Regions from separate parts of the Homo sapiens genome. Here regions 2, 3, 4 and 5 are each linked to region 1. A link is a loop called in an ENCODE intact Hi-C map of the cell type or tissue named here. Cell type or tissue: A673. All regions are shown on one strand.

Evidence for each region. A loop is a pair of places that touch in the nucleus more often than their neighbours do. Peaks named below come from ENCODE experiments on the same cell type or tissue, not always from the same donor. Only the 100,000 strongest peaks of a DNase experiment are listed, where the experiment ranks them.
Region 2: it touches region 1 in a loop (3-fold over the local background); 4 of 110 quality-filtered maps call a loop at or near these places.
Region 3: a loop joins it to region 1, with 8 times the contacts of the local background. A loop is called at or near these places in 6 of 110 quality-filtered maps.
Region 4: it touches region 1 in a loop (6-fold over the local background); 61 of 110 quality-filtered maps call a loop at or near these places.
Region 5: a loop joins it to region 1, with 7 times the contacts of the local background. A loop is called at or near these places in 104 of 110 quality-filtered maps.

The regions. Positions count from the first base shown.
Region 1 is chr6:122,728,472-122,733,471 of GRCh38, reverse strand. No RefSeq gene overlaps it. Among named protein-coding and RNA genes, the nearest start is that of FABP7, 49 kb to the left of the region's middle. In A673, a CTCF peak has its summit at 2,494 (motif pointing left); a DNase peak (open chromatin) is centred at 2,461; H3K27ac peaks cover 821 bases.
Region 2 is chr6:123,713,181-123,718,180 of GRCh38, reverse strand. No RefSeq gene overlaps it. Among named protein-coding and RNA genes, the nearest start is that of TRDN, 79 kb to the right of the region's middle. In A673, CTCF peaks have their summits at 2,697 (motif pointing right) and 2,703 (motif pointing right); a DNase peak (open chromatin) is centred at 3,010; H3K27ac peaks cover 1,759 bases.
Region 3 is chr6:123,377,680-123,382,679 of GRCh38, reverse strand. It overlaps TRDN (triadin), which reads left to right. Exons shown (of 41, transcript NM_006073.4): 15 at 533-562; 16 at 1,290-1,310; 17 at 4,782-4,814; 18 at 4,938-4,964. Among named protein-coding and RNA genes, the nearest start is that of TRDN-AS1, 59 kb to the left of the region's middle. In A673, a CTCF peak has its summit at 2,179; a DNase peak (open chromatin) is centred at 2,209; H3K4me3 peaks cover 643 bases; H3K27ac peaks cover 3,159 bases.
Region 4 is chr6:123,314,868-123,319,867 of GRCh38, reverse strand. TRDN (triadin) reads left to right here. Exons shown (of 41, transcript NM_006073.4): 24 at 3,373-3,411. All of the region lies in intron 1 of LOC124901393 (a long non-coding RNA gene), which reads right to left. Among named protein-coding and RNA genes, the nearest start is that of TRDN-AS1, 120 kb to the left of the region's middle. In A673, a CTCF peak has its summit at 2,935 (motif pointing right); a DNase peak (open chromatin) is centred at 2,947; H3K27ac peaks cover 669 bases.
Region 5 is chr6:122,836,623-122,841,622 of GRCh38, reverse strand. No RefSeq gene overlaps it. Among named protein-coding and RNA genes, the nearest start is that of SMPDL3A, 50 kb to the right of the region's middle. In A673, CTCF peaks have their summits at 1,958 (motif pointing right) and 3,320; DNase peaks (open chromatin) are centred at 1,972, 2,392 and 3,172; H3K4me3 peaks cover 371 bases; H3K27ac peaks cover 2,192 bases.

The sequences.
Region 1 (5,000 bases):
AACATCCGTTGCTATAGGGAAGCAGATGTTTCATCAGAAGAGTGAAATGATTCATTTCGTTAATTACCAGTAGGTGACAAGCACCTGGGGAGGAGACCCAAGCCCTTCTTGACTGTGGTGTTAAAAGGGAAAACTTAGGAAGATGGTGCCCCTGGAGAGCCGGCTGGTGCTAGGGAGCAGGAGGTGTCTGTGAAGTTGCCTCAGAACTTTGTTGCTAAAGCAGCGCTCTTTCAAAGTGTAGAGCTCAGTGCAGAGGAAGTGTATCCTGTTCTTCCTCTATACTTAGTGTCTTTTTTTTTAATCCCAACTATGACAAGAGGCACCAGGAACCAAAATTATCCGTAGGCTTAGACCAAAGCCTTCGGAGGCTGTGCAGCATGGATCTACCCAAGTAAGAAGAACCCCAGGGAAAAAAGAAGGTGGTGGGGATCAGAGCTCAATTCTGCACCTGCTGAGTGCCCTTCAAACAGACTTTAAGAGGCAGTCTTGTCTTTAAGCACACCCTCAACGTTAATTATCATCTTAACCTTTTAACTAATCTGTGCTTCAGTTTCCTCAGCTGTGAAAGGAGACCAAGAATAAATCCTGTGTCGTGAGGTTGTTGTGAAAATTAAAAGTTAATGTGAATAAAGCACTTACAACAGTATCACTGTGTGTTTGCTCTCATTTGGGGAGATGATGTAGATTAGTGATTAAAAGCATGGATTCTGGAACAAACTTGCTTTGGTTTGAAGCTTGGCTTTAACATTTACTCATGTGAGCTTGGACAGTACGTCTCTGGGCCTATTTTCTCATATGTTGGCCTATTGTGAGAATTAAATAATCTCATAAAGCACTGAGAACAGTTTTAATACATACTAAGGGTTAGTTATATACTATCTGTTCCTTCCCCTTGTTAACTACCCACATGTGGGCCTGTCACTGAATGTACATCTTCTTGTAGAGCGAAAGCACTCCAGAGATTTCAGAAGCTGTGCTCAGAATCTCTCACCCCAATAGAACCTCACCAAGACTACCTGGCCAGCGTCCCCTTTGTGCATTCAACTTTCCCACATAACACACAGTGGGATTTGTGGAAAACGTTCTCCCTATTTTCCTTCCTGCTCTTGGAAAAACAGGAATAATCATCTTGTTAACCCCAATTCCTCCACTTAGGAGACACCAATCTTTCTTCTAATTGGAAGGGGAACTATTAAGCAATAAGATGATATTTTGAATTAAATCAAGAACAAAACCACATATTCACATAGCATTTACACATTTACTTGAGTTCAAACTGCCAGGGGCTCTTCCAAGTCTAAAAGTCACAATTGAAAACAGTGCTTTAAACTTGAAAGACATCAGAGGTCTATTTTGAATTGAAGCTTGTAGAGAACTCAGGATTATTTGTAATTTGATTTTAATGAATAAAACATTTGTGTATTGCTATTTTAAATTTTTTTTTAAAAAGATCCAGATGACCCTGTTACACAGAAAAAGGAACTCTTTGTTACACATCAGAAAAAGTGATAGACTTTATATTCTTTTTATTTATTTATTTTTAGCTTTTATTTCATTATACTTTCAGTTCTGGGATACATGTGCAGAACGTGAAGGTTTGTTACATAGGTATACATGTGCCATGATGGTTTGCTGCACCCATCAACCCATCATCTAGGCTTTAAGTCCCGCATGCATTAGGTATTTGTCCTAAAGCTATTCCTCCCCTTGCTCCCCATATATTCTTAAGAAGTGTATTTTTTTATTTTTATAGATTTAGGGCTTATGTATCATCTTGTTACATGAATATATTGCCTAGTGGTGAAGTCTGGGCTTTCAGTGTAGCCATCGCCTGAATAGTGTACATTGTACCCAATAGGTAATTTCTCATCTCACTCCCACCCGCTTCCAAGTCTCCAATGTCTACAATTCCACTTTCTATGTCTGTATGTATGCATTATTTAGTACCCACTTATGAGTGAGAACATGTTGTAACTAAGTAAAATAACCCAGAAACTTTCTGATGGCCTCCAGTTCCATTCATGTTGCTGCAAAAGATATGATTTTATTCTTTTTAGGGCTAAGTAGTATTCCGTTGTATTGTACCACATTTGCTTTATTCAGTCATCTGTTGATAGACACAGGTTGATTCTGCATTTTTGCTAATATGAATAGTGTTATGATAAATATACTGGTGTAGGTATCTTTTTAACATAATGATTTATTTTTCCTTTGGGAGAAGTATATTTTTAAGCTATATTAGAACACCTTCTTTTGGTACCTAAGAACATAGGGTATCCTAAAAAATTGGTAGCCACAGAATAGCACACTGTTATAATATTTTTCTTGTGTCTCTTGAAAAAATTGTGTTGGAAATACTATAGTTTTGGTTGCTGTTTTGTTTTTGCAGTAATCCTGACCAACATATGTAGCAGAATTGGTGAAACAAACTGGAAACCTCAGGCATGCCTCGATTAAATTTTTTGTAGAGCCAGTGGGAGCAGAGCACCACCTAGTGTCAGTTTTGAATAATTCTCTCAAATAAGAAAAACTGCCCAGGGTGAAAATAATGTACCCAAAGGCACGTAGTCAATATAGGTTAAATTTAGGTCAAAATCCTGGAACCAAATCCGCATTTATTGACGACAGCCCCATGCTTTTTCTCCTATTATTCTCCACAATTTTACATCAAAGAAAGGCAATATGTAAAAAACAAATCCCTTCCACTAATGGAAATTCAATTTAGGTGACAAATACGTTATAAAACAGGACTATTTGAATATCTGGTATGCCTAAAGCACTATGAGAGCTCAATTCCACAGACTCTAAGGTGAGACTTTTTTTTTTTTTCTTCAGATTTCTGGCTTTCTTATGGTTCCCTGAGGTCTCTGTAGCGACCCATCTGGCACTTCGGATGCTTCTCTGCCATCAACATTGCCAAAAATAATTCAGCCTCTGAAATTTATCACTGAGGAACAAATGAGATGATTTCACTTACCTATGTGGCCCTTCTCTAAAAATGTTCATAGTTAGTTCATGCCAGATGCAGTTTGTGTCTCAGAATGTCCATGTGCCCTCTTCACAACCATGGTTAGCCCCAAGCTGAATGTGAGCCGAGCCAAGGATGGGGAGCCTTTCTTCTCTGCCTCTCTTCCAGCTACTACTTCCCACCCCAAAGAATCCCAGTCTTCTCACCAACTCTGCACTCCTTCAGGGCTCTACAAGTTAATGGAAAATTAAATGACAACAATACCAACAGCTTGCCATATAAAATCATTTCTGGAATGAGGTAAAATATGAGTTAATGAAAGAATAAAGCCAAATAAATAAATAAAATTGCTGTTTTGAGATATCAGTGCTCATTTTGGCTCATATGTTATTCTTCTTATACAACTTTTAAATTTCCCTAAGAATTTTGAGTAAATTCAGACAAATCTAATATGCTCATGAATGAGCTGGTTTGGGGAAGAGGGGACTTTTGGTACAAGAGAGGCTGTGCACATCCAAACTCTGAGAGCCCTGTCCTAAGTCACTGTTGCACTTCCTTGTGTGAACTCTCAAAGATACTCTCTGAATCCATTTTCTTCATCTGTAAAAATGAGAAACATTAACAACTATTTTATATGATTTTTTATGAAGATTCAAAAGGATCTACTATGTGCTAAGTAATCACCAGTCACAAGAAATTTGGCTATGATGATGATTTTTTTTTTTTTGAGACGGAGTCTTGCTCTGTTGCCCCAGCTGGAGTGCAGTGGCATGATCTCAGCTCACTGCAACCTCTGCCTCCTGGGTTCATGCCATTCTTCTGCCTCAGCCTCCCAAGTAGCTGGGACTGCAGGCACCCGCCACCATGCCTAGCTATTTTTTTGTATTTTTAGTAGAGACAGGGTTTCACCATGTTAGCCAGGATGATCTCGATCTCCTGACCTCATGAACCGCCTGCCTCGGCCTCCCAAAGTGCTGGGATTACAGGCATGAGCCACTGCGCCCGGCCTATGATGATGACTTCTGTTGATGTGTGCCCACTGAGAAATCCATTCTAGGATTTTAACAAGTAACAACAACATTGCCCCAGCCCTTTGTTTGAGCCAACGCTTCCAGTTTTTAACTGGCTGCAGATTTTTAATGTTCTGAGAGTTGTCATCAGTAACACTAAAAAAAAAAAAGGGACTCAGTCTGATTAATCAGTCCTGTTTTTAGCCACGGAGGTGTTGCTAGCGGAAAGAAAAGAGCAGAAGAATAGAAGGAAATCTATACTGGCAAATAACATAGGAAAAAATCAACAGATCTAGAACATTCAACTTAAAGTCTTTATCATCCTTTATGTTCTGGCAAATAATAATAATATGAGTTTTTGCTAGTATGCCAGGCACTGCCCTTATCAATGACTAATATTCACTCACTTAATCCTCATAATAATTTATCATTTTACATGTTGAATAAATGGAAGCACAAGGAATAAAATGAACAAAATCATAAGAGCAAATGGCAGAGCTGTACTTTGAACTTGAGGGGCCAGGCTCCACAGACAGGGTAACAGATTAGTGAGCTTTGGTTATATCCTTTTTTTATTTTACTTTTTAATTAACAAATAATAATTATACATATTCATGGGGTACATAGTGATGTTTTGATACATACAATTTAGAGTGGTCAGATCATGGTATTTGCATATTCATCATCTCAAGCATTTGTCATTTCTTTGTGTTGAGAATGCTCAACATCCTCCTTCTAGCTATTTTATTTTAATTTGTTTTTGTTTTCTGAGACAGAGTCTTGCTCTATTGCCCAGGCTGGAGTGCAGTGGCACAATCTCGGCCCACTGCAAACTCTGTCTCCTGGGTTCAAGTGATTCTCCTGCCTCAGCCTCCCGAGTAGCTGGGACAATGCCACCACATCAAGCTAATTTTTATTTTTCTACACCCAGCTAATTTTTGTATTTTTAGTAGAGACGGGGTTTCACCATGTTGGCCAGGCTGGTCTTGAATTATTGACTTCAAGTGATCCACCCACCTTGC
Region 2 (5,000 bases), 980 kb before region 1:
GCTAGAAAGCTTAGAAATAGGTCTATACACCCATAGTCAATTGATATTTGGCAGAAGTACAAAGACAACTCTGTGGAAAAAGAGACAGCTTTTTAACAAATAATGTTAGAACAACTATTCATATGCAAGAAATTGAATATTGATCCACATCTTGCATAATGTACAAAAATTAACTCAAAATGTATCATAGAACTAAATGTAAAACACAATGACATTAATCTTCCAGAAGAAAGCTAATAGAAAATCTTTCTAATTTTGGGTTTGGCAAATACTTCCTAGATACAATATTAAAAGCATGAACCATACAAGAAAATATTTACGAATTAGACTATCAAAATTGAGGACTTCTGATTTTGAAAGACATTGCTAAAAGAATGAAACAAAAAAGCCAGAGACTGAGATAAGTGTTTATAGATTACATATCTGATAAAAGACTTGTAACCAGGGCATATGAAGAACTCTCACAACTAAAATTTAAAAAAATAAAATAAAAGGGCGTATTGTCTAACGTCCACTTTCTAGGCAACTGAACTCCATAAGTTTATAAATTTCTGGTATGGTAATAATTAGCAATCTAGGCAAAATGGGAATATTATGCTAAAAGCCCCATGGATCAGAAATTTAGCTATTTTTCAGATAGTAAATGCCATTAGAACATATACAAGGCTGTCTGTCCAAGGCAAAATTGACTTAAGACCTGATTTCTCAATCTTTTTGTCATTACTACCCATCTACAGAAACTTTTTATACATTTTTTCTAAACGTAACCCATGAAATTTTTATGCCGCAATTTTTATTATCTTGTATACTATTTGTACTTTATACATAAGAAGTAAGATTTTTTTTTGCCCTAAGAATTTATCCCTTCCCCAGTTGAGAATCTGATGGTTTGAATACCTCTGAGGAGATAGTTTCAGACCTCCTGTGAAATCTGTCCTTCCCAGGCCATCCTCTGACCTGCATCCGTTTCTCCTTGCTTCATGTTTCTCAGGAATCTCTTTTTAAAGTCTTACAAAAATTTCTGCAGTTTTTAACACAAATATATAAATCTATGACTATCCCAATAATTACCAGAATGTGAATCATCAATAGAGAGTTGAAATTATCTTTATAATATATGTTAATTATGACCATATCCCCCGTTGATACTCTCTTCCTAGTTTTCAGTCATCAAAAGTGATTTGAACTTCTTTATATGTACCTATTAAAGTGTGTGTATAATTTTTTACACATTTATTTCCTTTTCACCAAGTCATTTTTCAGAGGTATTCTATCAGTGGCAGGCTTCAAATCAGTATTTTGTGTCCTGGGGATTACCAACTGATTTTCAGTTAATTCTATTAGTAAAAACAAAAACCACTTGACTGCATCAGAGGGATTAACATAATGTTTGACATAATATGCAGCTGTTTGGAGTAAGACTTTCAGGTTGTCCGGAGACAACACAGTATAGAGTCTTTCATTGGTTCAGTTCTGACGCCAGTGACTCACTCTTGAGCAACAGAATGTGGTAGATGTAAAACTCTGTGATTCCTAAGGCTATTTCATAAGAAGCCTTGAAGCTTTCACCTGAAATGCTCACACTGGGGAAAGTCAACCTCATGTATAATGTCTGACTATCTTGAGACCATCATGCTATGAGAGAGCCTGAGTTAGCTACGTATAGCTATCCTGCAGAGAGAGACCCCCAGATAGCTCCTATCTATTCTATCCATCCCAGCTAAGGTGCTAGCTACGGTAGTAAAATTTTTTCTTAAGCATGCAGCCCCATCTAGTCTTCAAAAGACACCAGCCTCAGCCACCAATTGATTATAACCACCTACGAGACCCACATTAGAACTTCATAGCTGAGCCCAGTCAGCCCTCAGAACCACTGGAGATAAGCATTGATGTTGAAGTGCCTGTGTTTTGGGGTGGTTTATTATGCAGTAATAGATAACTGAAACACTGGGAGAGATGATAAGTCCTCACTTAGTACTGATAACGGGTATGGTGTTCTGTTAGCTTGATTATACTTCTATCCCACTCACAAATCACTTCATTTTCTTTCCACATTTACTATTGGCCTCCTTGTAATGCAGTATGAATTTGTATTAGCAGCTCTTTTTATCACAATAATGAGCCTTCAGAAAGGATATTTTTGCCGGACCCGGTTATCAGTGACCACTTTCTAATATTCCCATGTCATGTCTGGCTAGATGGGGATGCATGCTGATTGGGCCACCATATATGTTGTTACTCTCAGGCATTTGTAGCATGGGCACAATTTAGGTACATAATAAACGCCCAAAATATTGGGTGTTTCATAAAACTTCAAATGGGCATGTTGTTCTATGGTATATAACTATGTTATTCCTATTTCTCATTCTCCTCAGGGCTCTCTTGGTTCTATTTCTACTTTCCCGAAAGTTATTCAGTCTACATTCACATTTGATATGGTCAGAAGGGAAAAGCTAGCTCTGGCACACGAGGCAGCCAAGAGCAATGTGCTTCTTATAATTCCCAGGCAACTCCTTTAGCAGTGTGCTGCCATCTTGATTAACTGACACACGGTGCGCAGATGCTAAACTGTTCATGAACCCATGCTTTGTGTAATTCACAGGCAATTTAGTTCTCTGGTTATCTGAAAAAGAACCAAGTAGTAAATACAGTCTATAAATAGTAAAATGGTAGCTACAATTAATTAGCAGTTCTAATTGGCTATTGGTCAGTTGAGTCACCAGGGGGCACTGTATTACATCTTTTTCGAAATTATTCAGGTGGAGTCCAAACAAGAGCTAGTAAATAAGCATGAATTTTATTTTTCTTCTCTGCAGAAAACAGATCAGGTGATTTCTCCCAGCATTGGCCATTCATCAAAATATAATCTGACAGAAATGGCTGAGAGTATTATTCTCTTGTTCCAAGATGCTCTTGTGGGAATAATATTATCACTTCCTTTCCTGGAGTTTTGATTCATTTGTGCCTCCTTTCTACTTGCCATAATCTTTATTGCTTCCCGTTATTACCCATTTTATCCTAAACCTTCTTCCCTGGTGGGATAATTTGATTCAACAGTACCACTTACTCAAAAATCAGACTGTAACATCTGCTATGCCAAGGCCTCTTCACGGCACTGTTGAACAAAAGGAGTCATTTCTCAAAAGGTATATCAGATAGGGGCCAAAGACTTTGGCTCCTTCAAGCTTTGCTGAGAATTACTCATATGAGGCAGATTGATTAATAGGAGGAAAGGTATACAAATTAATTTAATGTCTATACACAGAATGATATCTTCAGAATGAAGACACAAAGACACAGGGGAAATGGCCCATTTTAATGCTTAGCTTCAACAAAGTATAGACAGCCATGTAGAAATATGATTGGACAAAAAGATATGCTCTAATGCTAACAGATTGAGTGAGGGAAGCCCAGTGAGGCTTGTCAGTCTAGAATCTTCTTGACCTCTGTGAGCATGCATTCCTTCCTTCCGGGTGTGGGGCAGGACTTCTCTGGAATGGGGGTCTTATGACCCACAGTCAAAAAAGATAGGTCAGATCATCTTTTTATGGCCAAGTTTTACATAGATAGGACAGAGGGAAAGGTAGAGTAATATTTTTAGGTTTTATGACTGGCTTTGGGGTAAAAGAGGTTCTTGTTTCTATGACCCACCTTCTGGAAGAGGGATTCTAGTTTCTATCGCTAGCCTCAGGGAGAATGGGACTGAGAGAGAGGGGAACAGGAGAAGGTCAGGGAAATACTCTTGTTTCTGAGGTGGCTACTGAGGCCTTCATTTTGGGGTATTGCTTTCTGAGCCCCAATGTAATCTCCCTCTGAAGATGTCAAGTCCTTCTTGGGAACTCCAGTGGTCTGAATTTGGATTCTCCCACTGAGATTTAATATAAATTCCTCATGTTGTACCTTTCCCATTAATATATTCTAATACCTTAGGGTCTTCTGGATGTATTGCCCAAGGGCAGGGCTGCTTGTTCTGCAGCCTGGACTTACTGCAGGGACCTTTCCTGCTCTAGGGTAAATTGAAAGCCAACATCTTTTTGTATCATTGGGATATGAGACAGAGCCATCAGAAGTTCAAGACCAGCCTGGTCAAGATGGTGAAACCCTATCTCTACTAAAAACTACAAAAAAATTAGCCGGGTGTGGTGGCAGGCACCTGTAATCCCAGCTACTCAGGAGGCTGAGGCAGAAGAATTGCTTGAACCTGGGCGGCAGAGGTTGCAGTGAGCTGAGATCACACCACTGCACTCCAGCCTGGGTGACAGAGTGAGACTCCATCTCAAAAAAAAAAAAAAAAAAAAAGAATATGTTATCCCCAAAATGCAAAGACACCTGTAGGGTATTGTACTATCTTCTTCATTGCGAGTAAGACAAGATTAAATAACTTAACTGTTACCTTGGATGAGATATACCTGCTTGTTTCTAAACACCAGTCCTTGGAAAGTTTTATTCATATGGTGGACCCCTGAATCTTTATGGGATTTATCTCACTCCCTCTGAAGCATGACTGTCCTACCAAGGCCTCTCATATGCTCCTCTGGCCCAATTAGCATGATGTTATTTATGTACATCATGGATGTGATGGTTTCCGAAATGTTCTGATGATCCAGATCTCTTTATGCTGTCTTTCAACAGAAGCTAGGAGAGTTTACATAGCTATGGGGCAACTATAAACATATAATTTTATTTATTCCATGTTCATGTGAATTATGTATGATCCTCTTTTATAACAGGTAAAGGGAAGAATGCATCTGCCAAATCCAGGGTTGCATGTCACATACTGGAGACCATATTACTTTGCTCCGGTAAGAGCACTCTATCTCTCAAGGTGGCTGAAATCGGCACTACTATACCTGTGAGTTCGTGGTAGTCTACTGTGACTCCGCTGCATCTGTCTGATTTCAGGAGCCAGGCTGGTGAATTAAATTGAGATATGATGAAGATTACTGCCCTTGTACCCTTTAGAACAGGGTTTGGTAAACTTTTTTTGAAAAGGCACATAT
Region 3 (5,000 bases), 650 kb before region 1:
GTCAACAGTAATCTATTTCTTTTCCATTACCATAAGAATGTCTGAATATCTATATTGGAAGTGTATTGATTATTCAAAGACAGTGCAACATAATTCACCTGGACTGACTTAGATTGAACAAATGAAAGTTTCAAGTTAACTTCATGAACTCCTAAGCATCTTTATGGAAACAGAGCATATATTTACTCAGTTTGATGTTCTATTAACAGGTTACTAACTTACATAGGCAAAACAAAATTTCTTTATAAATTATATGTGGGTATATTTTCCTTTATATTTTTCAATGTTTTATATTCTTTATAAAATATTATTAATATAAGATATTTTATAAAGAGTTTCTCACTCCTGCTTCACTCTAATACTTATTCCCACAAAACAGAACAGTTTCTAAGTCTCATATTCTAGAAATATACAAATGATCAATTTGTTGAATAATCAATTTTATTTGATTGTTTATAGAAATTTGTTGTGAGCTGATCAGCTGTTGATTTATTGTATCTGTTTTATTAATAATTTATCTTTGTGTTTTCAGATTCCAAGAAAACAAAAAAACCTGCAGAAGGTACTGGACATATTTCTTTTTTTCTGCCTTATGTTTGATGAACCATGAAACAGCATACCTTCTTAAAGGATTGATGTAGAAGAAAGAATTATGTGTGGGATAGAGGAGAAGAAAAAATGATTGAGATTGAGAGAGAGAGAGAGAGAGAGAGAGAGAGAGAGCGCCAAATCTATTCTGACAATACTGCTATGAGAAGTATTTCGCAGTAATGGAAATAAATACTGCATATCCTTTCACAGTAATTGTTTCCAAAGAAATGTTTACTTAACAAGAAATTGAAAAATTTTCAGTATCAAACATTTATTTTACTAGAAAGCACACACTAAATTACTTTTTGATAGACTGGCATCAATTAGGAACTGATTTCTTCCTTTCGGTCTTGAATAATTCATTTGGCAAGTATACCTGTGCCTCCTAGACTTGTTCACATGTGTTTTTATGTGTTTAAGAGACTATTACATATCAGGTGTAAATAATTTAAAATGGTTAAACAGTATAATCCTGGGTTAATTTATTGTCAAATAATATTTGCCAATCAAATTATGGAAGCACCTACAGTAATTAACAATACCTCAGAGCCTCACTGTGAAATTTCACCTCATTGTGAAATTTAAGGAGAGAAAATTGGAAGGAGGGGTGGGAAAAATTACAGTCTAATCAATATGTAGGGTAGTACGTTTTATCTTTAAAGTTTTAAGAGCAATGATTTTGTTTGTATTTCTTTCAGTAGAACAACCCAAGGGAAAAAGTAAGGAAATGCATGCAGTGTATTTGTGTACTTTTTTTTTTACTACTATTATTTGCCTGCTGCTGTATTTAGACCTGCAATTTTGAATCCGCTTTTCCTATGTTTTATGCATGTGAACTCTGTTGTTTTTTGTCCAAGTGAAAAAATACACAGTCTGGGGGTTAGAGTGGACTGAGAAGCATAGTAATCATTTTTAGAACTCTTTCTCAAGCTCATGCAATCATCTAACAATACTCTTGACGGGCTTGTAATCAAAAGTAAAACTGCATTCCATTAACCCAAACTGACTTATGTTTTTGTAAATTTAGTCCTAATCTGGTTAGTTGTCAGTCCTTTGAAAATTGACTAGAAGTTCTTTTACAGGCTAGTTTTACAACTTTTTTCCTATCTTTCTTTTTGTAATCTGTAGATATTTTGGCATGCCCATGTGATATATGACATTTTTCCCATAACATAATTTCCCCCCTACACTCACTATGAGCTCTGTCTAATAGGGTTGCTATTCAGCCTCATCCACTGTTGCTTTAACACTATTAAGACTGTGTGCTAACAATTCAGTCAAGCTCAATAACTTAATGTATGTCTTTCACAAATATAGGTTCTCCTCTGAAGAAAATAAGATATATTTAACAAAAGAAAGCAAAAAAAAAAAAAACCCTTGAACTTATTCAATACACTATTAAAAATTAGCACATTACCAGCAATATAGATTTTAAGATTCTAGTGATATCAAAAATGTTTTAAAATATATACCAATTAAAATATATTTATGTGTTTTGGCCCTACAAAAAGCAAGGATGCTGAGACATTCAACGTTGTAAAAATGCTCTAAAATGCCCTGTGGAGACACTCGTGAAATTATACTACAACTCAGCCAGGGGGAGCAATCCATCTACAGAGAGTTCTCTCAGTTCCAGATTTACGTGTGTGCAGAGCTACTGATGAGTACTGGCACAGAGATACAGAAAGCACTCTATAAACGCTGCACCAGCAGGAAAATGGAGAACAACTGGAGATTCGAAAAATAGTATTAAAGTACATATAGAGATAGCCTTAAGGCCCTTTATTACAGTTTATAAGATTTAAAAGTTCCTGCACACACTGCAGCTCCTTGGCAATCTTCAGGGCACTGATGCACTTAATAAATAAACATGCCTTTTCACGCATTCATTCACAACCCAACTGTTTCCCTCCTTGAGAAGGTCCTCAGATTGTGACTCGGGCAGCAATAAGGAGAAGAAATAGTTTTCTTCAAAACACCTATCAGTTCTTTTCAAATTCACTCATTTGCTATGGTTTATCATCTAGACTTGCTTTTATTATTGTTAGTGTTGTATCTTTGAATTTCTTTGATTTGGATTTTTTATCTTGAGGGTTGCTTTACTCGATGGTACACCCCAATTTTATATTTTATTTTGCTTCTACTTTTCTAATAATCACAACTTAAAGGTTGTTCACTTTTCAGATATTTTTAATTATGGTTAAGGGAAACAGGATGAAAAGTACAAGAGACCATCCTGTACATTTTGTAAATGTTTGTGAGCTATAATTTTTTTCAAAATAAAAAGTAAAAGAAAGAGACCTCAAAAATCAACCATAAACATGAGTTTGCAGTCCCTGTAGAGTTAAAGGGTAAATCAATGTATATTTACTAAGGTAATTCAATAATTACACCATGAGCTATCCTATATAATGAACAAATTAGCACAGCTATTTTTCAGCTTTCTGATAAGATTGAGGGGACTTTATTTTAACTTTTAATCTTATGTATAGCTGGTATTCGATTCTGATGCATGTCCAAATCTGCTTCCAGTACTTTTTTGACTGTTATCACTGTTTGTGACTGTCATCACAAATTTCTTGGAAATGTTTTATAATTAGAGCTTCAGTTAAGCAATAAATTAAACAATGTATTTAATTGCTCTTCATTTGCCAGACAACATTTGATAATGTTCTCATTTTGTTTAATTTTAGCTAAATCGTCATAGCTTCTTCTTTTTGACCTGCAACACTTGGCCAAGCCATTTGTTTCATTTTTTTGTTTTGCTGCTTAAAGGCTGTCTTAAAAGAGGATAAGTTGCTCATTATACCACACTTATTTAATTAGAAGCCTGACTAACAAAATTGTATACTTGGGAAATTGATGTGATGACCGTAGCATTCTATGACACTCTATATTTTTAAAATATAGTTTGTAGAGTTCTTTCAGTATGAACATATTCTAGTCTTCAAAATCTATTCATTAAATAAAACTTTAAGAATCTTTCCATTCTTCTTTAAAATATCAGATAAAAATGTGGGTATGTTAAAGTATTTCTTGAAAATCTTCTTTTACATTAATTTGACAAGGTTGTCAAGGCAAAATAAATAAGAATAGAAATGTAGATGATAGCACTTCATGTAAAATTAGTGCTTGCAATTCTTATAAAATTAGTACTTATTATAATGTAAATGTCAGCTTAATCTTGAGAACAAAATAATGCTTTGTCTCATACAATATTGACAAAAGTAGATTCCTGAAAAGAAACGCTATATAAAGAGGACTCCAAAAGGAGCATTTGTCCTAAAAGCAAGGCAAATGTTTTACCCTGAAACTTCTTTTTCTATTTTAGTGTCTTAAATATGCCTCACAAAGCCTTTGTCTTAGCTTAACAGCTATTTCTTCCATGTAAGAAGATTCTTAGAAGAGGCAGTCCACGTGAAATGTGCTAATCTTCATCTTTCTGAGAATTATTTTAAAATAACTGCAATAAGCTGCGGTGCTGTGGCTCATGCCTGTAATCCTAGCACTTTGAGAGGCTGAGGTGGGTGGACCTCTTGAGCCCAGAAGTTTGAGACCAGCCTGGGCAACATGGTGAGACTTTGTCTCCACACACACACACACACACACACACACACACACACACACACACACACTACAAATCTGGCTACACATGGTGGTGTGTGCCTGTAATCCCAGCTACCTGGGAGGCCGAGGTTGGAGGATCAATTAAGCCCAGGAAGTGGAGGCTGCAGTGAACTAGAATTATAACACTGCACTACAACTTGGGCAACAGAACAAGACCCTGTCTCAGAAAAACTAAGCAATTTCTTAAAAAGCTGTAATAATTATCTTTTGTACTTACTATTTTGACTCAAATTTATTTCATATTGATCTAATATAATAGCAAATTTAATTTTTTTCACCCTTTATGGATTCTATTTTATTTTTCTGGTTTATCATCTGTAAAAAATTCAAATTCCTCTAATATTCAGAATATTTTGATGCTGCCCCATAAGGAAACTCCCAAGATAAATGGAAAAAAGAATTATTTTAAGTATATAATCTTAGCCTTTTTATGTAAGCCATTATTAGTTGCTGCAATCTGGCATCAGCACATGCATGTTTCTTTGTGTTAAAACAATTAAGTTGGGATTCATAAACTTTAGAATAATAACGATAATAATAATAACAATAATAATATGTTTCAGAACAGGAAAAGAAAGAAAAACATGTGGAACCAGGTAACTGTTTTTAAATTCCTCTGTTCTCACAATTTCATAATATTATTTGATTTGCAATTGAATACTGAATTACAATTGAATGACATAGAATGCTGATTTTTTTTTCTTTCCTTTTTGATACAGCAAAGTCACCAAAGAAAGAACACTCAGGTGAGTAAGACCACTGTTGCTGGATTCCGAATACTC
Region 4 (5,000 bases), 590 kb before region 1:
GGCCCATCAGCAATTTACATTTCACAAATGAAATCAACAGCCTGGAAAAGTCAGTGCTGCATAGGAAATGGCAGGCTGCCTGCCTCAACAACTTAGCATGGGGACTTTTTGGTTCCATATTTCCCCAATGCTTGTACGTGTAGCCCAAAACGAAGGGCTTCAGTGGCAAATGTTTACAGAAATTAGATATTGTATTATTATACAAGAATAATTGTGGTAGAAAACAATTAAACAGTGAAGACAGAATGAAAAATAAATGCTCGCCTGCTGTCTCTCTGGCCTCCCAGTCCCAATGGCCAGTATTAACTAACAACTGTCCTTGGTTTCCTGAAGCATCTCATTATAACTTTTCATTAAGCTTCATATATAAAGTTTATATATATACACACATATGTAAATATATATATAGTTGTTTTTATATGGCTTGAAATAAATCCTAGTTAGAAACTGTAATCTCATATGGCTCAAAAAATACTTTACTGTCAGTAGAAATATCATCTACAAAATGAGTGCACTGAGTTCTTAAAAATCAAGTAGCCTAATAAAAGAGCTGCTCAACTTAGAAAATCCGTTGCCACTTTCTCACATATCAATTCCTGCCTTGAGTATTCAAGGGTAAAATCCCAATTCTGTTTAAAAAAAAAAGAGAAAATTACTTTGAAAGATCATGCAATTTAAGTTTATGAGCATAATTTAAAAATAGCTAAGCTCTTTATATACATCACTTCTAATTCTCACATCAATTTTACATTATTTTCTCCATTTTAGCAATGACAGAATGAAGACTTGAGGTTTTAAGTAATGCCCAAGGTCACAAAACTTAGGAAATGAGCTTGCTTTTAAAGTCAGATTATAAAACCCAAAAACCGACTCTTCATACACCAAAAGAACTTGTCCTAAGGTCATCTTTAGCATTACTGTTCACATAACACTAAAGCCAGTAGTTCTATTCTAGTAAGAGGGCCCACAGCCACACGTTAGATAATACCTTTTCATAGGAGTGCTTACAAAATTCTGTGTACAAGATCGAAGTTGGTTCTGGTTGTATTGTACCCATAGTTGGTATAAATATTCTCCACAATTTTTATTTTTTCCAAAAGATCGTTTGACAAACATTAAGGCTGAGAAGATTTCATTTCAAGATTACAATATGATTGACAGGAGTGAAAGCCGTGTGCAGAGTGGGAAGCAAGGCTGTTTCAAATAGATACCTATTATTGATGAGCAAAATGCTAATGAACTGTGTCCTAGGAAGAAAAGATTTAAATTTGTGGGAATTCATTTCTAAGAAATCCAAATATTCAAATTAGCCATACTTCGGAAACAGAACTAAGAAGGAGACCAAGATCATTCTATCCAGACCTTGGGATATGACCCGGGTGAAGGGAAATAGGTTGGGAAAATGGAATCTTGGTTCTGCCACTTAGCAGCTGAATGAGGTTCCGCAAACTAACTTCCGTAAGTTTCAGTCACTTCATCTACCAAATGGGGATTAAAATAGCATGTACTTCATAAAATAATGGAATAATGCAAGTCAATAATTGACCAGCACTTGAGCCATAAGTACTCCAGAAAAAATAATTCTCATCACTAGAATTGTGCTAATTTGCTTGAAAGTTTAAACTGTACTGTTGACCTAGCATAGATTCAATAAAGAAAGAACTATTAGAGAAAAGAAAAAGTTGTTTCCTTTCCAGTGAAGCCAAAATCTCATCAGAACTCACCATCAAAAGAGAGAATTGTGTATTGTAGACTAAGTAATTAGATAGGAATTAACTTTAGCCTAAACTGACTGAGACAAAACATAGCACCAGGAAACCCAATAATTGAAGGTATCATTGAATTGTTGCAGGCCATATTTGCTATCATTGGACACATAAAGACATCACTTATTTTTTTAAGTTTCTAAAATAAAATATAAATGCAACAGCTATGTGACATTGAATTTTTATCTCTAGTTGCAGAGTCATAAGATGAATCAACTTCTTCTAGGACTTCAGATACCCAACAGGGAGCCTTTAGTCATTCTATATATTCCATTTATTTCACTCATTCATTCCTTCAACAATATTTGTTGATCATATACCACATATCAGATATTTCACCCAGTGCTGATATTTGAGTAATAAACAAAACACAGTTCTTGCACTAATGGAGCTTAAAATCTAAAGAGTGATTACAGACAATAACAAAATTTTCTATAATACTGTGGCACATAGAAAACATTAAAATAGGGTGTATCTACCAAGCTAAGTGAATGTGTCAAAAAGGGGGAGAAATATGTGCCAAAGAGTGTCAGAGTGCATTAATAGCACTGATACTACTTTTTACAGAAGGTGCACTCAAGTATTATCGGAAGTAGTGTGTAAAAGTCTATGACATTCTTTATTATATAAAATTCTGCAGTTAAACAAATTAGTTTTTAAAATTATAACTACAGAAAATGAGACACTGCTAGACTAAAACCCAAATAAAGCTGGTAGCATTATCCCTTATACATAGTTTATGCTCAGTAGGTATTCCAACTATGAAGTCAGTTTTTTCTGCTGTTTGGAGGGAGGAAAACTGTAATGTACCTGGACTCTTCCATTAATCAAAAGAAGACTCTATACCAAGAACAGATAATTATAAAGCCTAGGAAAGTTGGTTAGATAAAAGGATAGACTGGAAACATGAAAATATAGTCAACTATCTTATTGATTAGGGTTGTGCTATGAGTATTACTTGAATAGTTTAAAAAAGGTATGAATTTATTCTATACTGGTGTTTTTAGAATGCAGAATTTCTGGACAAAAGACATTGTCCTAGGACAATAAGAGAACAAGATACTTTATGTCACAATTGTCTATATTATTATATTAAATTTAGGTAAAATTGATTTATTTTATAAAATTGATACTAACGGAAATACTAGGAAAACAATAATTATATTAACCACTAGGTGGAGCCCCATGAATTAAATGTATGGTAGTCAAAGACAAAATTGCTTAAGTTGGTCAAATTAGGAAAATTTATGACGTTTTTCTTCTGAGCAATTTTTATTAATTTTTTAATTTGCAATATTTTCAGAATGCATAAATTATAAGTCCTGGCTTTTATTAAAGACAAGAAGCCAAATTACTTGATTAGCATGAAACTTTTTTGCAAACTGGATTTTAAAATCAAAGTATTTTTGCTTAAGTTACTTTATAATTTACCAAAGATACATATTCCATTAATATTTTGATAACAGTATATAACTATAATTGAAATTGAAAACAGACAAGAAAAATCAGTGAAGCCTACCTATTAATCCACTTTGTACTGACTATTTTTCAAATGTTATTTTTTTCCCTTTTGTTTGTACGTGTTTATGTGTACGTTTTGCCCCAGAACCTGAAACTAAAAAAGATGAAAAGATGTCCAAAGCAGGTAAGGATATTTTGTAAGATTTACATACAAGGAGATGTTCTGTTTGGTTGGAAGAAAGCTAGTTTTACAGTTTTACAATCCTGGCTGGATAAAATATTTAGACATCCAAAACATTAAAAAAATACTGATGCTATGTGCCATATATTTTACAAGTAATAAGCAATAAAACTAAATGTATGCTAAAGTTAACAAAAATTCCTTGCTTTCTGGTAGCAGATTTTGGGTAAGTTTATCAAAGCACTAGAACCATTAGCACATACGCTGCTCTTTGTTTATTTACTGGGCAATTGAACACTGTTTATGAAATGCTAAGAGGGCACCTTAAATGTCAGAGGCTCCATACAGAGCATGTCAAATGCCTAAAATTTATTATTATCATGGATTGAGTTTTATGAACCTGTATTTACCTACTTTCAACCATTTTGATCTCCAAAAAAGGAGTCCCACATGGTTCAACCTAACAGATTAAACACTTTTCTTTCACACAATTAAATGTGCAAATATTTTATGGAGAAGTAATCCATTGACCTATTGGCCATTAATTTGAAAGCTGAAATACTTTTAAAATAGACTTTCTAAAAACAGGTTTTGCAAGGGAAGAAGTCAAGAGATTAGCTGGGCACTCAAGGCTAGTGATGAAGGTTGAGTGGATGAATATCATAGAATATGGGAAAATGTAGAAAAGGAAGACACTAAATCCTAAGGAAAATTTCAATTATAGTCTTTCTATGGCTTATCCTAATTCAAGTATTTTGTATCTTTATAAGGAGATTTATATGTTTATATCTATCCAAAAGAAAGTTGTATCTATATCTATATCTCTCTGTAGAGTGAAAGTGATACTACAAAAAAGCAGACATTCATGATGTTGGTCTAAAAATTTTTGCATATATTCATTTGCACAAATTTTAATCTATATTTAAGCAGTTATTACAAATCACCCTTCTATGTATATGTTAAATATTAAATTATTAAAGTCATTTCTCTTAAGAGCATTGCCATCAGATCAAAATAAATTGTTTATTTTCTTATTTTTAGTGAATAAGCATGCCCATTTAAAGTAATTTTATATAATTTTAAAACATGCATTCTTTGGAAGATCAATGAAAAGTTGAACAATTTTAAACTGCAGAAAAAAAGCATAATAGAGATAAAATGTTATATTGAGTGTTTACATCAAAAGTTACAAATAAACTTTAGATATATCTTCAGAAAAGGAAAAACTGCGTACAAAAAATTGCTTTATTATTGTTAGCATTTTTACTGGAGTAGTGAAAACTCACTAATCAGATAAAAGGTGCATTATGTTGTCCTTTCCTCTTTGCATAACATTGTATTTTATGCTTTATTTTACTGATGATATATAATAGAAAAAGTAACATGCACTAACAATTTCCTATTATTAGTTTACATTAAGTATTTATGTCTATTTTATTATTGTTACTTAAATTTTATTTTAAGTTCAGGTGTACATGTGCAGGATGTGCAGGTTTGTTACACGGGCAAAGATGTGTCATGGGGTTTGTTGTACCAATTATTTCATCGCCCAGGTATTAAGCCTAATATCCATTAGTTATTTTTTCTGATCA
Region 5 (5,000 bases), 110 kb before region 1:
GAACGAAACTAAGCCGGACCAGGTGTGAGGAGGGGAGGTGATAAAGGATTATAGGGTGGAGGAGCGGAGGCTGAGGAAGAATTGGGACCTAGCTCGGCCTGGCGAGGAGCAGCCTGGGGAGGAAGGGAGAGGTCAGATGGGTCTGTAGAAAAGGAAGATTAGAAAGACTCAGTGACGCTTGGGGTTGGAACTGAGGGGACAGGTGGGAGGGAAAGAAGGAAGATTTGGGACGAGTTGCACTGGGCACAGAGACTAGGAAGGGACTGATGTGTAAAAGAATGCCTGGACGTCAGGCACCTCAGACTGTTTGCCTATTTTAAGACAAGAATTATTTAGATATTGCAGGATGGAAAAATTCAAAGTGCCATTTTCTGGCTATTTGGAACTACTGTCAAGTTTGTATTGGGGTCAAGCGGCATTGCAGAAGAAAATAAGGCATTTAGGTTTTAGGTCAGGTGTTAAAGAGGTTTTAAGTTTTTGAGAACACAGGCCAAGGGAGTAGGAGGAGGAATGGAGGGTAGAAGGTTGCCCATAAAGAGAGAGTAGAGAAATGGAGAGAAGGGGTTCGGGGGTTCTTACCTTCCAGAAAAGTGGGAAAATGGGTTGGGGCGCAGAGATAAGAGGTCGGGGCACGGAAATAAGGGATGGGGTGCAGAAATAAGGGGTTGGGGCACAGAAATAAGGGATTGGGGCACACAGATAAGAGGTTGGGGTGCAGAAATAAGGGATTGGGGCACAGAGGTATGAGGTTGGGGTACTTGCCCCTCCTCTAGAAAAGCGGGACTTGCCGCTAAGAGTGAAGGAGAAGGGGTTGAGGGGTACTTGCCCCTCTCCCAGAAAAACAGAGAAGGGGTAGAGACAAGGAGAGAAGGGGTTGGGGTACTTGCCCTGTCCCTGGAAAAGCAGAGAAGGGGTAGAGACAAGGAGAGAAGGGGTTGAGGTACTTGCCCCTTCCCCAGAAAAGCGGGACTTGCTGCTAAGGGTGAAGGACCAAGGCAGGCGTCCCTGCGTGGTCTGACACCCTTGAAACGTGGGTGTATAATCAGAGGCGTCCCTGCAATGATTAAACACCAAGGGAAGGCTGCCTTCCCAGTCCGTGACCAGTGCCAGAGTTTTGGGTCCACTGATAAAACGTGTCTCCTTTGTCTCTCCCAGAAAATGAAAGGAATTGAAATTAAGAGAAGGGAGAGATTGAAGAGTGGAAAGGAGAAAGTGGTTGAGGGACAGTGAGAGAGGTTGGAGAAGAGTAAGAAGAGGCCACTTACCCGATTTAAAATTGGTGAGATGTTCCTTGGGCTGGTCGGTCTGAGGACCTGAGGTCGTAGGTGGATCTTTCTCACGGAGCAAAGAACAGGAGGACAGGGGATTGATCTCCCAAGGGAGGTCCCCCGATCCGAGTCACGGCACCAACAGTCCCCATATCCAGAGAAAAACCAAACTCTTGCTCCAGCCTGCAGGCCCCACTGGTCCTTCCCTTCTCTGCCTTTGCATGGCACTGTGCTTGTCTCTATTCTCTGCATCTCACTCAGCTCAGAGCACAATGGCCTCTTTACCGTTCCTCAGAACCAGCAGATGCCCTCTTGATCCTTGGCATCTTCACATTTCTGCTGCCCAGGCCATGCTTCCCCTGGCCCCAGCACGGCTTATGCCCTCACTTCCTTCAAATCTTGTCTCAAACGTCTTATTTCCAGAGAGGTCAACCTAGGAACACATGATTTAAACTTGCAATTCTCCAGCCACTATGCCTGTCCCTTCTCTGATATATCATCTCCATAGCCTTGTGTGTTATTTAATGTGTTTGACAGAGATAGTGCGTTGCTTTTTTACTACTGAAGCTCCAGTGTCTAGAAGGTGACTGGCATAGTGTAGATCTCAATAAATATTTGTCAACTGAATGAATACAGAGGGAGGAGCATGCTTGGGCCAAATTCTGTAGCTGTAGTAGATAATCCTTGTCACCAGGGGGCAGCACAACAGAATTAAGGGTTTGATGAAAGCTGGGGAAGCTATCACAACCCAGGTGCACACAGACAAGATGAGTTTTCCAAACTCAGACCATGAAGAGCCTATGTGGAAGAGGATATCAGGGGTAGCAGAATCAACCTCTGTTTTGCTATGTGACCTTGAACATCACTTCACTCTCTGGACCTTGGTTTCAGCAAGGGCGTATTAGTTTCTCTAGAGGGACAGAACTAATGGAATATATATATATATATATATATATATATATATATATATATATATAAAAAGGGGAGTTTATTAAATATTAACTCACACGTTCACAAGGTCCCACAATGGGCTGTCTGCAAGCTGAGGAGGAAGGAGAGCCAGTCAGAGTTCCAAAACTGAAGAATTTGGAGTCCAATGTTCGGGGACAGGAAGCATCCAGCAGGGGAGAAAGATACACGCTGGGAAGGCTAAGCTAGTCTCTTTTCACATTTTTCTGTCTGCTTATATTCTAGCCATGCTGACAGCTGATTAGATTGTGCCCACCCAGATTAAGGGTGGGCCTGCCTTTCCCAGCTCACTGACTCAAATGTCAATCTCCTTGGGCAACACCCTCACAGACACACCTGGAATCAATATTTTGTATTCTCCAATCCAATCAAGTTGACACTCAGTATTAACTATCACAAAGGGCTAGCACCTGATTTGTTGACTCTCATTTACTTCTGGTTCTAACATTCCATGATTCTAAAACAAACAGAAATCACACTGAAGTACAAAGCCCCCAGACCCCAGAAAGCAAAAACACAGCAGAAACTACAAAGCAAACAGCTAACAATATCGTGATAGGATCGAAACCTCATGTATCAATATTAAACTTGAATGTAAATGGTCTAACCACCCTGCTTAAACAGGACACCCTCTCAACTTCTCCTGCCTATTTTAATTTCATATTCAGGCTGGAAGAAAGGGGCAACGAATTTCTCATAAAATTGTATTTGAGCTACTGGAATTCAGTTAAATACCCACAGGTTCAATAGAAAGGCCCTTTTGTGTGAAGTAAAGCTATATCAGTGAGTGAGCTTGACTCAATTTAGTTATTCCCACATCTATTTTTTTAATGAGAATGAGTAATATTTCCGGAAAGAGAAGAAAAGTTAGCACCACTTAAGAGATCCCGGGGCTCTAAGATAGCATCAACTAAATGCTATAGTTTCTTATTACTTTTGGGGAGAAGCTAATGTACAGCAATTTGAAATCCAGGCAATATTGCATCCTAGAAAAGAAGCCATTTAACTTTATCCATGGGATTAAAAGACTAAATTTTCTTTTCTTAGTACTATCATAGAATAATTTAGTTTTCTCCAGTAGAAGCAGTATTTCCACAACAGATCAGGGGATGGCAGTAAAGAGTTGCTCTCTGGTCAATAAAGTATTTGTATGACAGAGAAAAATTATAGTTTAAACTAATTTATTTGTATATTGTATTGCCCCTAATAAAATTCACACACCATTTTGTTGGCTTGAATTAAAGTGTCATCAAAGGGCTTGTGGAGATTAGTTTGGGCATTGACTTAACATGGCATCTCAAAATAAATACTCCCCAAATTGCATTTTACCATTGCATATGAAGCCCGCAACCAGCGAAAATCATAATGATTTTATCAGGATCAGGTATTTAAGTGACTTTAATTAAATCCATCTCTGGTATGGGGTTGGTGATTTCTATTTTAGGGCAATTCTTAATCCAAATATTTGACTTATTTCAGAATATTTAATTCACATCCCTGTTTCACAGAATTTTACTTAAAGTAAAAACCAACCTAGGAGCCTTGTGTCTTTGTCCTAACTCTATAGGTATGTGTGGGTGTCTCTGGTTGGAAATGTACAGGGCTGCTAGAGAAATGGAGAAAGAAAGCATCCACACCGTGCATCTGAAGAGCACTAAGTAAACTCCTCTGTCTTTCTGTCTAATGTTCTGAGCAATATTAGATAGGGTACCTGGAATGAATCAAACTGTTAGCAGTGGTGAGTATCTGAGTTACAAGCAGTGAGTCCATACGGGTCTGCAGCCACCTCAATTATTGTCTTCAAAGAAGAAAAAATTCGACTGAGGGGCATAATGCAGAAGAACAGATTGAGGCAAGTTTTAGAGCATGAGTGAAAGTTGACTTAAAAATTTGAGAGCAGGGGCACGGCTCAGTGGCTTATGCCTGTAATCTCAGCACTTTGGGAGGCTGAGGCAGGTGGATCATCTGAGCTCAGCCTGGGCAACATAGTGAAACCTCATCTCTACAAAAAAATTTTTTAAAAAACTACTTAGGAGGCTGAGGTGGGAGGATTGCTTGAGCCTGGGAGGTGGATGGTGCAGTGAGCCAAGATCACGCTATTACACTCCAGCCTGGGTGACAAAGTGAGACCCTGTCTTAAAAAAAAAAAGAAAAGAAAAGAAAAGAAAAAGAAAAAAGAAAGAAAGGAAGAAAGAAAAGGAAAGAAAAAAAAAAGCTTTGGAGCAGGAACAAAAGAAAAAAAAAGTACATTTGGAAGAGGCCCAAGCAAGCGACTTTGAAGGACAAGTGCAGGGTTTGACCTTTTGACTTGGGTTTTGTTTTTTTGTTTTTGTTTTGTTTGTTTTTTGTTTTTGTTTTGGTGACAGAGTCTTGCTCTGTCACCCAGGCTTGAGTGCAGTGGTGCGATCTGGGCTCACTGCAACCTCCGCCTCCCGGGTTCAAGCAATTATCTGTCTCAGCCTCCTGAGTAACTGAGATTACAGGTGCCCGCCACCACGCCTGGCTAATTTTTGTATTTTTAGTAGAGACAAGGTTTCATCATGTTGGCCAGGCAGGTCTTGAACTCCTAACCTCGTGATCCATCCGCCTCGGCCTGCCAAAGTGCCTGGATTACAGGCGTGAGCCACTGCACCCGGCCCGACTTGGGGTTTTATATGTTGGCGTGATTCTGGGTCTTGCGTTCCTTCTCCCCTGATTCTTCTCTTGGTGTGGGTTGTCCACATACACAGTGGCCTGCTAGTGCTTGGGAGGGGAGCATGCACG